Regions from separate parts of the Homo sapiens genome. Here regions 1 and 2 are each linked to region 3. Evidence: chromatin contacts called from ENCODE Hi-C or POLR2A ChIA-PET data. All regions are on one chromosome and are shown on one strand. Each heading gives the region's core, a stretch centred on a gene start or an enhancer-like site at or near the end of the contact. The rest is flanking DNA. Distances are from core to core; before and after follow the strand shown. Region 1 holds the start of ETFDH (electron transfer flavoprotein dehydrogenase). Region 2 holds the start of DDX60L (DExD/H-box 60 like). Region 3 holds the start of TMA16 (translation machinery associated 16 homolog).

The links. Hi-C counts contacts between places; a loop is a spot of excess contacts on that map. ChIA-PET counts read pairs that join two places held with the same protein, here RNA polymerase II (POLR2A). Pooled maps may share reads with other maps.
Region 1: a loop to region 3 is called in a map of GM12878, with 10 times the contacts of the local background. The contact joins the promoter of ETFDH here to the promoter of TMA16 in region 3. A Hi-C loop is called at or near these places in 3 of 168 maps with a recorded cell type or tissue (GM12878 and naive thymus-derived CD4-positive, alpha-beta T cell), 5 of 37 single-sample maps with no recorded cell type and 14 of 50 pooled maps. POLR2A ChIA-PET finds 5 or more read pairs at or near these places in 1 of 52 experiments (activated CD4-positive, alpha-beta T cell).
Region 2: a loop to region 3 is called in a map of CD4-positive, alpha-beta memory T cell, with 7 times the contacts of the local background. The contact joins the promoter of DDX60L here to the promoter of TMA16 in region 3. A Hi-C loop is called at or near these places in 2 of 168 maps with a recorded cell type or tissue (CD4-positive, alpha-beta memory T cell and naive thymus-derived CD4-positive, alpha-beta T cell) and 7 of 50 pooled maps. POLR2A ChIA-PET finds 5 or more read pairs at or near these places in 1 of 52 experiments (activated naive CD4-positive, alpha-beta T cell).

The regions. Positions count from the first base shown.
Region 1 is chr4:158,670,031-158,674,295 of GRCh38, reverse strand. ETFDH (electron transfer flavoprotein dehydrogenase) reads right to left here and starts at 2,000. Exons shown (of 13, transcript NM_004453.4): 1 at 1,806-2,000. The coding sequence starts at 1,839. It overlaps C4orf46 (chromosome 4 open reading frame 46), which reads left to right and starts at 2,409. Exons shown (of 2, transcript NM_001008393.4): 1 at 2,409-2,680. The coding sequence starts at 2,495. RefSeq lists enhancers at 1,652-2,153, 1,755-2,314, 2,157-2,793, 2,794-3,430 and a silencer at 2,735-2,804.
Region 2 is chr4:168,478,953-168,483,381 of GRCh38, reverse strand. DDX60L (DExD/H-box 60 like) reads left to right here and starts at 2,890. Exons shown (of 38, transcript NM_001012967.3): 1 at 2,890-3,005. RefSeq lists an enhancer at 2,632-2,871.
Region 3 is chr4:163,492,424-163,496,424 of GRCh38, reverse strand. It overlaps TMA16 (translation machinery associated 16 homolog), which reads right to left and starts at 1,735. Exons shown (of 7, transcript NM_018352.3): 1 at 1,621-1,735. The coding sequence starts at 1,623. It overlaps LOC124900805 (a long non-coding RNA gene), which reads left to right and starts at 1,201. Exons shown (of 2, transcript XR_007058354.1): 1 at 1,201-1,263; 2 at 1,529-4,001. RefSeq lists enhancers at 1,159-1,308, 1,339-1,478, 942-1,844 and a cis regulatory region at 3,126-3,397.

The DNA.
Region 1 (4,265 bases), core at 751-3,250, 4.8 Mb after region 3:
TTGGCAACACTTTTTAAGCCTTAGATAACTATTCACCTATCCTCAATTTTGGAAAAAAAAAAGTATATTAAATACATAAAGATATTCTAGAACTCAGTTCAAGAGTTCAAATACACTATAACGAATATTTAAAATATTTAGTTTTCAATGCATTGTAGTTTAGTGCATAGAAGTTATTTACTTCTGAAAACTGATGACTGACATATGACAAACTATTTCTACTGCTTGTATAGCTACTGATTTTCTTGAGAATATTTGGAACTGTGTAGTCTGAATTTCTCCAAAGGATTGGAAAAAAAAGTCACAACCTTTACCCCTTTTCTGAAAACACATCTGATATCTCACTTTAGAGATTGGAATATTCAGTCTCCGTGGTTGAGAAGAGAAGTCACAAAGTCCACTGAACTCATAGCATCACCATATCAAAGTCACACTGATGGCACATTGGTGTCTACCTCTTTCATGCCAGCAGGCTACGAAAATGGCAATGAATTGCCATCCAAAGAAAACAGAAATGGTAGTGGAATTTGGTTAGCACTGGGCCCAAGGCTGATTGCATCTAAATTAGGCTCTAAGGCAGATAGCATCTGACTACTTTAACGTTCCAAACACCATCTTATCCATACATTAAGTGCAGCAAAAAATGCATGGGTGACATGAAATTTAAACAAAGTTCTAATTTCTTAATATATGGAAGCCAAATTTAACAAAATTCTACTTTCATGAAATTTCATAAGAATATCCTTGAATTTGGAATATTTAGACTTAATGATTCTATCACCAAAACTTAAGTAAACTAAAGATTTAAAAAAATTAAGCCAGTTATGACAGAATATGAGATCCTTTAGGGAACTTTTCTGTTTGAATTAACGACAACAACAAAAATTTAAGTAAAACTTTAAAAAGACCATCCAACTTCATCTGTCACGATGGTTCACAGAATACCCATAACACGATAAAGCCCTTAGAGTTAATTTAATTTAATTTTTTTTTGAGACGGAGTCTGGCTCTTTCACCTAGGCTGGAGTGCAGTGGTGCGATCTCAGCTCACTGCAACCTCCACCTCCGGGTTCAAGTGATTCTCCTACCTAAGCCTCCTGAGTAGCTGGGATTACAGGAGTGGGCCACAACGCCCAGCTAATTTTTGTATTTTTAGTAGAGATGGGGTTTCACAATGTTGGCCAGGCTGGTCTTGAACTCCTGACCTCAGGTGATCCATCCGCCTCAGCCTCCCAGAGTGCTGGGATTACAGGCTTGAGCCACCACGCCCAGCCCTTAATTTTAGACAACGCAGAAAAACTGGCTCCAGATACACTTGGGTGACTTGGTCAACATATGAATGTTAACCATGATGTGACAGATCAGACTTCAATTTCTTTAGACTGAACTAGAATGGCTCCGAAGACGAAAGTCAGGTCAGGACCAGGGAGAAAAACTGGGCAAATACGATTTTTTTTTTTCCATTTCCAACAGAGGTTTGAAGATTAGAACCAGGATTTGGGAAGCCTCAGTTCAGGAGTCCACCGAGGTGTGTGTGTGTTGACAGGTGGTGGTGATGCCGAGGGCGTGTTGACAAGTTTTCCCCGCCCTTGACCTTTAGCCTAGATATTAATTCTACCAACTGGGGCAACCCCAGAGGGAGGAAGCCAGGGTCCCCCAACAGGCTGACAGCGCGTGACCTTTGCCCTAGATAGCCTGAGAAAGCTGATGAGAGAAGGGGCGAGAGGTGCCTACAGCCCCCAGGACCGGCCTTGTCCCTTTTGCCCTAACTCCTCCACTTATCCCCACCGCCCGTTTCCTCTCACCCAGGCAGGACAGCTTGGCTAGCGGCACCAGCATGTTCAAAGTCACCAGGACTCTCGGTCGGACACAACAGGAGGACTGTCCGCTGCTCGCGGCGGGCGCTGGACCTCTAGGCCGCGGGGGGCGCCATCACCTGCCGGAAAGCAAGAACTCTGCTGCAGTTCGCCTCCCCGCTCTGCCGACCGCTCTTGCTTCACGGCGTTCCCACCTCCTTCTCGCTCTGCGCCGGCGCCATGGATGACGCAACGGCCAGCCGAGGCTTCCGGGTCATGTACCAAACCAGGGAAAGATAAGGGACTCCAAGTCCCAGCCGGGGAGCGGTGAAACAGCCACAGCGCGGCCAGAGGGGTCCGCGAATCCCACAGCACGACGCACGCGCAGTGAAAGGCAGTAGAAGGCGGGGCGACGCACACGGCTTCCTGGGAGGTGTAGTTTTCTCTACGAGTGCCCTTCGAGATCGATTGGAGGCTCGCGCAGGAGCCGTGAGTTGCCTAAGGTGAATTGACTCATATGATTGGCTGTCCCGAAAAATGAAACGTCTTTGTGGTCCGGGGCTGAGACCCACGAGGAGACTGGGCGGGATTTCTGGCGTTAGGAGGCGGGGCCTTTCGGCTTTGGGCGCGAGTGGTTAAAAGACAGTTGGTGTCGGTTCGGCTTCTCGGGTCGGATTCCGCGGTCCCAACCCTTCCCCATGGCCGACCCTGAGGAGTTGCAGGTTTCTTCGCCGCCCCCGCCGCCTCCCTCTTCTCCCTCCTCTTCAGACGCCTCTGCAGCATCTTCCCCGGGCGGCCCAGTGAGTTTGGGCTGGCCAGTTCCGAGCAGGAGCAGCGGCCCAACGGTGGACCAGCTGGAGGAAGTGGAGCTGCAGATCGGAGACGTGAGTGTGGTGTCGGGACCGCGTCCCCCCTCGGCGCCTCTGGGAAGACCGGCGGCGGCGGGGCTCGCGAGGCTAGGGAATCGGTCCCCCAACCCCCATGACCCGGGACGACCGGCCCTTCTGCGCCCCAGAGCGTGCGGGCGGGAAGCGGGGGGGATGCCAGCAGCTAAAGTGCCACCCCTCTCTGAGGGTTCCCCCTTTAGATTTAGTGGTGAGGAGTCTTAAGGGGTTTTCCTTCCACCCGCCCCACCCCTCACTGGTTTCTTTTTGTCTCGCCTTCTGGTTTCAATCATCCGCAGTAACCCGAAGCCACGCAGCTCTGCGCTGCCTGTTGCTGGCTCTCTGCCTCCTCCTTTCCCATCGGAGAATAGTTTTCATTGCATGGGTTTCGGAGAATAGTTTTCACTGCATGAGTTTGCTGGCTTTCTGTGGGTACTTGAGATCAGGCTGTGATTTCTTTCCATGGGACTTAGAGCCTGCTGTTCTAGTTGGCCACCTGCCCAGGGACAGCTGATAATGCCATTGTCTGCCCCAGGCCTGCTTAGCGCTGGACCCAGCTTGAAGGGTTTAGGTCACGTGGATTGGCTTCTTTGACGGTTTAGTTCAGGACTCCTCCCTTTGTATGATTGCTAGAATGCATACTTAGGATAGTTTCTGTTAAATCTCGAATCCCCAGAAACTAGCACCCCACCTCCCAACCGTAACTCACACACCACTGGAGGGGAGAAGACAGGGAAGGGGAGTTTTATGTTCTCTTGAGTGGGTCAAGTGGAATGAGGTATGTAGAGTGTAACCTGGGAGAGTTCTGTGGCCTGACCTTTCCTGCAGATTGGAAACTAGGGGATGAACTAGATTATCTCATTGCTCCGCAAGTATTTTTTTTTAAGGATGACTAGAGTGCTTAACCAGCTTTTATTTTTGCAGAACAAACTGATTGCAAGTAAATATGTAGAATGAAGTGCTAATGTGTTATTGAGGAACACTGTTTTATTTTATATCATTGGTGAAGAAAACGTTTGGCTGAAAAGTGAATTTTCCACCAGGAGCTGAGTGTTTTCTGCATTTGTGTGTGATTTTTTAATGTTATTTGTCAGAGCTCAGAGTTTCTGTTCTTTGATCTATACATTTTCATTGTTTAAAGTGTTCACAGGTCAATGCCCATGTTACCCAAATAGCAGTAAGAATTATTTATGATGAAATCTCTCAGATATATCTGGCGCTTAGTGTCAAGGGGTCCAAGTCATCTTGTTGAGCTGAGACTCTAGTGTATTTTCATAGAAAACAGCAATCCTGGGCCAAGCACGGTGGCTCACGCCTGTAATCCCAGCACTTTGGGAGGCTGAGGCAGGCGGATCACCTGAGGTCAGGAGTTCGAGACCAGCGTGACCAACATGGAGAAACCCTGTTTCTACTAAAAATACAAAATTAGCTGTGCGTGGTGGCGCATGACTGTAATCCCAGCTACTAAGGAGGCTGAGGCAGGAGAATCACTTGAACCCGGGAGGCGGAGGTTGCAGTGAACCAAGATCGCGCCATTGCACTCCAGCCTGGGAAACGAGCGAAACTCCGTCTCAAAAAAAAAAAA
Region 2 (4,429 bases), core at 1,641-4,140, 5.0 Mb before region 3:
TATAGTTGAGACTTTGGGTATGAACCATCCTGAGGCAAAATTTCTCTCCATATGTGAAGCTTTAAGACTAGAAAACAAGTTATTTGCTCCAAAAATACAATGGTGGAACAGGAATAGGGTACCAGTTACAGATATTCCTGTTCACAAAGGGAGAAAATGGAAGGAGAAAAAGCCAAGAAATTTCAAAAATCTGCAAGGCTAACTCCATAGGTTTTAAGGCCTGTGAATAACCATTTGTGTCTCTAGGCTCTGCCCTCAGAGTCATCCTTCATGAAAGATAGCACAAGTTTGGGGCTGAATAGTTTTATCAGACTGTTTATTGCTTATGGAATTTTGGGAGTCCTATAACCGTCTTTCATTTTATTCTCTCTCTGTACCTTTCAGTTCAAGCTGGCAGTGTTTCTGCTGATATTCTCAGAAATCTTTTGGATTTCCTGTGTATGTCACAGAGATCTTTTTGAAGCACTAGCAAAAGGTTGTCCAGCTGTACTCATGACTTTTTCTCCAGAGTACGTTTTCCCAGCAGTGAGTCTCTTACTTTTACCATCCTTTGCAGTCTTGAAATCCTGATAATTTCCCACATTATCCTTGTCCTGGTTCCTTTTTGATAATAGTCCTTCCCTCTTATAAGGACCCTTCTGATTATATCAGGTCCCCAGATAATCCAGGGTAATTTCCCCATCTCAAGATTCTTAGGAATATCTGCAAAGTTCTTTTTGCAACAGAAGATGACATATTTATAGGTACAAGGATTAGGACATAGATGTCTTTGGGAGACCATTATTCAGTCTACCACAGCTGTAAATAGAGAGAGGTTAACAATATAGGAATGGAGTGAGATTCCTGAGGAAGCTGGAGGTAACCAACTCAAAAGGGAGTGGTTATATTGTATGTGGAGCATGTCATGGGCTTCTTGGACTAGATGGAGGTGTCAGACAGTTAAAAGGAGTCTCTTTAAAACAGATATATTCTTAGTGGACTTGAAGAGAACAGCAAGATGCTGTAGGGTTTTAAGGGCCACTGTAAAAAAGATCAGGAACCTATAGTCATAAACAGTAAATCTGAGGTGAAAAATATTAGACAATTTCCTTCAATGTCCTGGTAAGGGCAAAAAATGGTTTACTAGATTGAGGTGATCAAGTTGCAGTGAAGGTGCAGAGGAAAGAGAGTGGATGAAGCAGTTGAGAATGTTAGTGAGAGGAAGGTTCAGTGCCTGTTCACAGAGTTGATCCTGGGGAGGTGAAAGAGTGGGGCTCCTAAGGAGACTGAGAGATTGAGGCAAGGGGGAAGTCTCTAAAAAGTGGAAATGGAGTTTATGATTTTCAAGTTTCTGGATAATGTCCAGGCTGGAGTTATGGTAACATATTATTAAAGTGGAAGAGAACTGGATATTGATTTGGAGTAGAGTCTGCTTATGTGCATTGTACATATACTTTGCGGTGGGAAGTGGGATGTGTGGAGTTAACATCTAGGGAATCCCCACCTGATACATCTATATCTTTAAGAGAGAAAAACAACAGCAGACAGTCAATTATATTAAGAACATGTAGGGCCCACTTCTACAACCAAAAGAGGAAATCCCCATTAAATTGTATGTGCTTTGGGGGAGGAATAATGACACTGTAGTATTTAAAAGAACTGGAATGAGATAATATATACAGAGAATATTGTAGATATTATCTTTGGAATTAAATTTTGAAGTCTTGGCTACCATTAACTACCTGTAGGGTCATCGACAAGTAATTGAATTCTCTAAGCCTTATTTACCTCATCCATAAAATAGCAACAGTAAAGTTGCTCATGGGATTTCTGTGAGATTTAATGTGATAATACATGTTAAGGGCTTAGCCTATTGCCTGGCACATAAAAAGCTCAATGAATGCTTTTACAGCAAAGCCCAATTTTCTGCTGCTAGCAAATGCATTCTTATGATACAAAGGTCCAGTATCAGATGCTAGAGAGGAATTCATCTGAGATGAACTCATGACTTAATCATGAGTCATTTCAGGTTCTTTCTCAATGTCATCCTCATTGAGAAAGAGAATCATAACTATTTTCAACCAAACATAAAATTAAAGAAAAATCCTGACAGAAGTGAGCAATGTTTTCACCTCCTTTTCGAAGCCACTTTATATTCCAGAGTCTGAGAAAAAACTTTGTTCTTCTGGGCTCTTTCTATTGTGAACAAGTCACTTCCACCCTTTCCTTTTCTTGAAGACAGAACTTCCGGTTTCGATTTCTCTCCATTTATTACCCCATGCCGTTACTGGGGCACCCTCACCACCACCTTGAATCTCAATATATTCTGCACATGCATAACGTCATGGAATTAAGCGTCTGGAGCACTAAAGACCATGATGGGCTGGGGTTGAAACTCGAATTTCAAACATTAATGAGCTTGATGACAAAACTAAAGAGCATTCTTCTTCTCAATTTAAATTCTCTGTGATAGATGATTGGTCTTTCAAATGTTCACACTGGACAGTTATACTATTGGAAATTTTTCATAAAATGAACTTCTTAGGACAGAAACTCAAAGCCCCTAATCCTTTTTTACTCCATTTTTGCCTGTCCAGTACCTTGCCAGAAAAGAAAAACGCCACACCTCACCGCAGACTTTCATAGTGCTTAGCGTGCTGCATTTACTCTCAGCCTCAATTCCTTGTTTAGAGTCCCAGATTTCTCTGCTTTCTTTCCCTTTACAATTACATGCATGTCCCAGATAGCATATCATCGCTTCTACTATTACTTCCCTAAGATTCTCAGAGTAAACCAATGCAGACCTATATTCTACCTCCAGAAAACTGCGGAAATCGAAAAGGCCTCGCGGTGGAGAAAAGAAACCGAAACTAACTCCCTAGATAAAAACTCAGGCGCTGGCTGCTGTGTGGCTCAGAGCGCCCAGTCCGACGCCAGGCTCTGCGCTCGGTCTCCTCTGCTCCACCTCCTCCCCGCGGGGCGTGCAGCTCCGAAGCTCTTTGGACCTAGCAGGTTCGGCGGCCGGGGTGAGGATTGCGGGTGACGTCGGGTGTCGCTAGGGACCCTGGAGCGGAGCTGTCCCGCGGGGGTTCTAGGATTCCTTCAACATCCAGATGGACCGGGCGGGGAGGTGGCCTGGTGGCTTCGTGCGCGCCGGGCGAGGGAAGCTGGGGCGCCCACTGGGCTCGGGCGGCAGCTTCGCGGAGAGGTAGGGAAGAGGGACAACCACCGTGAGAGAGGAGAGTGCTCAGGCATTTAACGGGTCCTCTGCACCCGAGGGGGCCTGGGGATCTGGGGTGCTGAGGAGAAAGTAAGGGTCACCACATCTGAGCACAGCCATTCGAACCTGGACATTGACAGGCAGCAAGCCGCTTCCCTTTTTTCCGTCTTGTATTTAAGCTTTTTTTTTTTTTTTTTTTTTGAGTCAGTCTCGCTCTGTCGCCCAGGCTGGAGTGCAGTGGCGTTATCTCTGCTCACTGCAACCTCCACCTTCCGGGTTCACGCTATTCTCCTGCCTCAACCTCCCGAGTAGCTGGGACTACAGGCACCCGCCACCACGCCCGGCTAATTTTTTTTTATTTTTTATTTTTTATTTTTAGTAGAGACGGGGTTTCACCATGTTAGGCCAGGATGGTCTCGATCTCCTGACCTCGTGACCCGCCCGCCTAGGCCGCCCAAAGTGCTGGGATTACAGGCGTGAGCCACCGCGCCCGGCCGGATTTAAGCTCTTAATAGCGGAAATAAGGTTTTACTATTTCTCTGGAAAGGTACTTTGTTCTTTTTTCCCGCTTCTCTTTTGTTTACAAAGTTACATTGATAAATTTATAATAAACTTCTCAAGGTTTTCCATAATCAAAGAAGCTGACATCATCCGTGATGGGGCCTTAAGGATTATGAAAGCTCCTAATGACTGCTAGAAAAAGCGGTCAGAACCAAACAGAAGCAAGTCCTTTAAAGACACAATAAGAAGTCCAAACCATAACATCAACGACATACAGACCTTCATGATTTCGAGTGTTCTCCTGAAAACAGTAACATACCATTCAATCTAAGATTTGCAGTTTGAAGTTTGGTGGAACTCAGGTGCTGAGAGTTGAGGGTACTAAAATAAATGAGGGTGAGTTATGCTTCCAAGGCTCTTCGCCTTCTATCCCAAAGATATTGGGGATAGTTTAGTGTGAATCCTTCCTGATACTCTACAAAGAGACAAGTTTTTGTCTATAGCTCCTATCTCTCTATCCATCCATCCATCCATCCATCCATCCATCCATCCATCCATCATCCAGCCATCCAACCATCCGTCCATCCATCGATCCATCATCTGTCTATCTCTAGATCCATACACTTTAAAAGATATTTTGGCTGTCATACTGGTATGCTTTTCTTGGTTCATGATTTATTGGTACCTGTCAGTCTTACTTAGTAATTGCTGTATGATACCCCATGGTAT
Region 3 (4,001 bases), core at 486-2,985:
GGATGAACAACTATAAGCTGTACACTGTTACTATTTATATAACTAAAGTTAATAACAATAACATTTACTAAGTGCCAGGCACTAGACTAAGCACTTTACATTTAATTTCCACAATTCTATGAGGTAGGTACTATTGTTATCCCAATTAAACAGATGGGAGGTTAAGTAATTTTGCCAAGATGGCAACTCAGGGAAAGACAGGTGCCCAACTCTGTCCTTTGGGACCACATTCTGAGCTGTACTGAAAGAGGATGCAGCAAAACCACTAATGAGGTTATATCAAAAAAAAATGACAGAGCCAGAAATGAGCCAATGAAAACAGGTTCATATGCCACTCTTTTGACTTCTATGCCAAAGCAACGTACTTCTACTATACAGCCTGATAAAAAGTGAAGCTCTGATAGTCAAGGACAACTACAGTCAAATACCAATCTATCTCCCCAATCACTCAAACACAATGAGATGTAATTGCTTTCATATTCCACTCTGAAAAGGGGAAAAAAACTAACACTATAAAGAGTTGGAAATCCCACAAGCAAAGTGACAAGCAAACACTGAATTTACACAAATGTGTACAATCTAAAGTACAAAATATGCGTCAGCAGTGGATCAAAATAAAGCACAAAAAACTCGCGAAACAACGAAAGAACCAGACTGTAAGACAAAAATGGCATACAATGAAAAGAGAAAAAAATGAAAAGAAACAAAGAGGCCACATTGTGGACACAATATCGTAACTTCTGACCAGATTATAAACTTTTAAAATTTTGCTTTTATTAAAAATTAATTGAAAAAAATTTATAAAGCATGTTTCTATGCAAGAATTACTCTCAAGAACACAACGATTACGTAAAAAATAGGCAAGAAACAACATACTGTTTCAAAATACAAATATATGTAGTAACTATAAAGAAAAGTAGTGAAATTATAAATACAAAACTTAGATAATGTTTGCTTCTTAAGGTTTCCTGAAAGTTCAAAGAAGGTAACACAGGGCTTTCAAAGGCTATGTTTTATTTCTTAAAACTACAAAATGGGTAAACGAGAATTCCTGAAACTGTTCATCTTTACACTTGAAATGTGCTTTAGTAACACTCTTTTGTATCTACTCAGTTTTTAATAAAAACAACAAAACTGCTTCAGTGCCCTGGAGCGAATGGGGGCGTAACGGCAGGATTCAGGGCACTAACGAGAGGTGAACGGACGCCGAGGAAGAGGCGACTAAGCCCACATACTGAGTCTACCCAGGCCAGAGAGGCAGAGGTGTGTAGGGCCAGCGATCTCAGAAGTTTTGCCAAACTCCTCGATGCGTTACAATGGAAAGGTGCCGGGTTTCCCCCAGGAAGTAGTGACTAGCGAGAAGTTAGGCACAAGGCAAAGAGGAGCAAGGCGACGTGTGAGCACTTCAGCACTCGGACGCGGAACTCTAAGGTCCAGGCGTTGGGCCTGGGACTCGCCTCCCAGAGGCTTCGCCCCGCACCCCGCACACTCCCTGAAAATAAACACTTTGCATCCTCCCCTCTCCTAGGTTCCCGAAACCGCACCCTCCCTCTCTGCCTGCTCAACAAGAGCCTTCCGGGGAACCAACCGAGCGGTTCGGGGGAGCAGGAGGGGGCCCACCATGGTGACGTCCTCGTGGCCACGGAGCAGCTCCGCACTCTAGACCCAGGTAATCTCACCAACCGCAGGAGCAGCAGCTCACAAGAGCACCCGGGCCGAATCCCACGTGGCGCCTGAGAAGCCCGCGCCGACCCAACCGGAACAGGAGAGGCGAGTGCGTTTCTCTAAAGCGTCCCCGTTAACTGAGACCGCGTCTTTTTCGCCCGTGTTGGGCTTTTAAGCTCTAGCCCAACGGACAGCCAGACCTGCGTGCTCGCCGGGAGCGGCGGAAGGGAGCTTGCGGCGGGAGGCTGAACTCTGCCTGGTGCTGAGTGCGAGGCTGGGGATTGGAGCCCGGGTGGAGACGCTACACGCTTCCGGCCCCAAGAGCGGAGCTTGCCCATCTGTCCCAGAGCACGACTCCAGAGCGCAGCAACCTCTTCAGACAAGAGGTTCCCTCTTGCGGGCTCCCGCATCTCAGGGGCTGGGACCCTCTCAAAAGGGCCGCTCGGTGTTGGCTCCCCGGAGCTCTTGCACGGCACAGGCTCCTGCCCTCCGCTTTTCCACGTACTAGATTACCTTGGGCAAGTCCTTTCCTGCACTGAGTCTTTTTTTGCCCTGCCCTGCCCTGCCCTGCCCTGCCCCGCCCCGCCCCTCTTCTCTTTCCTTTCTTTTCTTTTCTTCTTTCCCTCTTTCCCGCCTTCCCTCATTCCCTCTTTCTTTCTTCCTCCCGGGTTCAAGCGATTCTCCTGCCTCAGCCTCCCGAACAGCTGGAATTACAGGCCTCCGCCACCACGCCCGGCTAATTTTTTTTTTTTTTTTTTTTTTTTGTATTTTTAGTAGAGACGGGGTTTCGCCGTGTTGGCCAGGCTGGTCTCGAACTCCTGATCTCAGGTGATCCGTCCGCCTCGGCCTCCCAAAGTGCTGAGATTACAGGCCTGAGCCACCACGCCCGGCCGAGTCTTAGTTTCTTTATCCGGAAAGGCCACTTCCTCATATTCAAGGCCTCTGCCAACCCAGTTTTTGTTTTCTTCTCACAGCATGTGAGAGTCTTTGTTTCACCCATACATGTTAGAATTCCGTAGACAATGTAATCATTCAAAAACTATTTATTGAATGCCTACTGTGTGCCTGGTACTGGGGATACTCCAACAATATCCCTCACTCAGCTCATTTTCCAGGGGATGGAGGCATGTAAAAATATTATTTCAAATAATATAAGTACTCTAATAAAAATTAGCTGGCGGGGGCATGTAGAAAAGCTGTTTTACACATGGTGGTCTCTATAAAGTCCTCTTTTAGAAGTGATAATTGAGCAGAGACCGGAATTGTAAGAGAAAACTAGGCATGGGAAGAAGCTCCAGGCAGGGTGAAGCTGGTGTGCCTTGATATGTGTGTGCAGCTGTTAACAGTTGAGGGTAGTTGGCTAGGTCCTTGGCGTTTTGAACAAATAATTGGACAAAACACACAAATAAAGCAAGGCAGCGAAAGCAGAGATTTATTTTAAATGAAAGTACACTACTCCACTGCGTGGAAGCAGGCTGTGGCAAGCTGCTCAAAAGCACAGGTTGCAGAATTTTCTGGGGTTTAAATACCTTCTAGAGGTTTCCCATTGGTCTTCCACAAGTCTGATTGGTTGAGGAAGGGGACCAATCTGAGGCACTTTCATTTTTCAACTGCCACACAGAAAAAGAAGGGCTTGCAACTGCCAGGCAGCAACTGCCATGCAGAAAAAGGAGGGGTTGAAGGGGAGTAGTCTTTCAACTGATATCCCATCAGCACAAATCAGTCCTAGCTTCCCTGCTTCCAGACCCTATTCTCCTGCCGCACAAATACTTGTATTTAATCGACAGATATATCAATTTTTGGAAATAATTTAAATTGTAAACAAGAGTGTGTCCAGAAGATTCCTGAATCTAGGGGCAAGGTATTTTCACATGGCTTTTTTTGTGTGTGAATCTATGCAATGAAGGTCACCTTTGAATATATACTGTGGAGGCAGCACATTCATGCATCACTTAAGGACGGGGATACTTTCTGAGAAATATTTCAATGGGGGTTTTGTTGTTTGTTTTTTGTCATGTGAATATCATAGAGCACACTTACACAAGCCTGCATGGTATAGCTTACTACCCACCTAAGCTGTATGGTATAGCCCATTGCTCCTAGGCCACAAACCTGTACAGCATGTTACTCTACTGAATACTGTAGGCAATTGTAACACAATGGTAAGTACTTGTGTATCTAAACATAAGAAATGTACAGTAAAAATATAATCTCATGGGATCACCATTGTAATGCAGTCCATGACCAAAACATTGTTACATGCACATGACGGTACTCTGTGAAAGACTCCAATTAATCTAGAATATTTACACCCTAGCTCCATACTTTAGCCACTT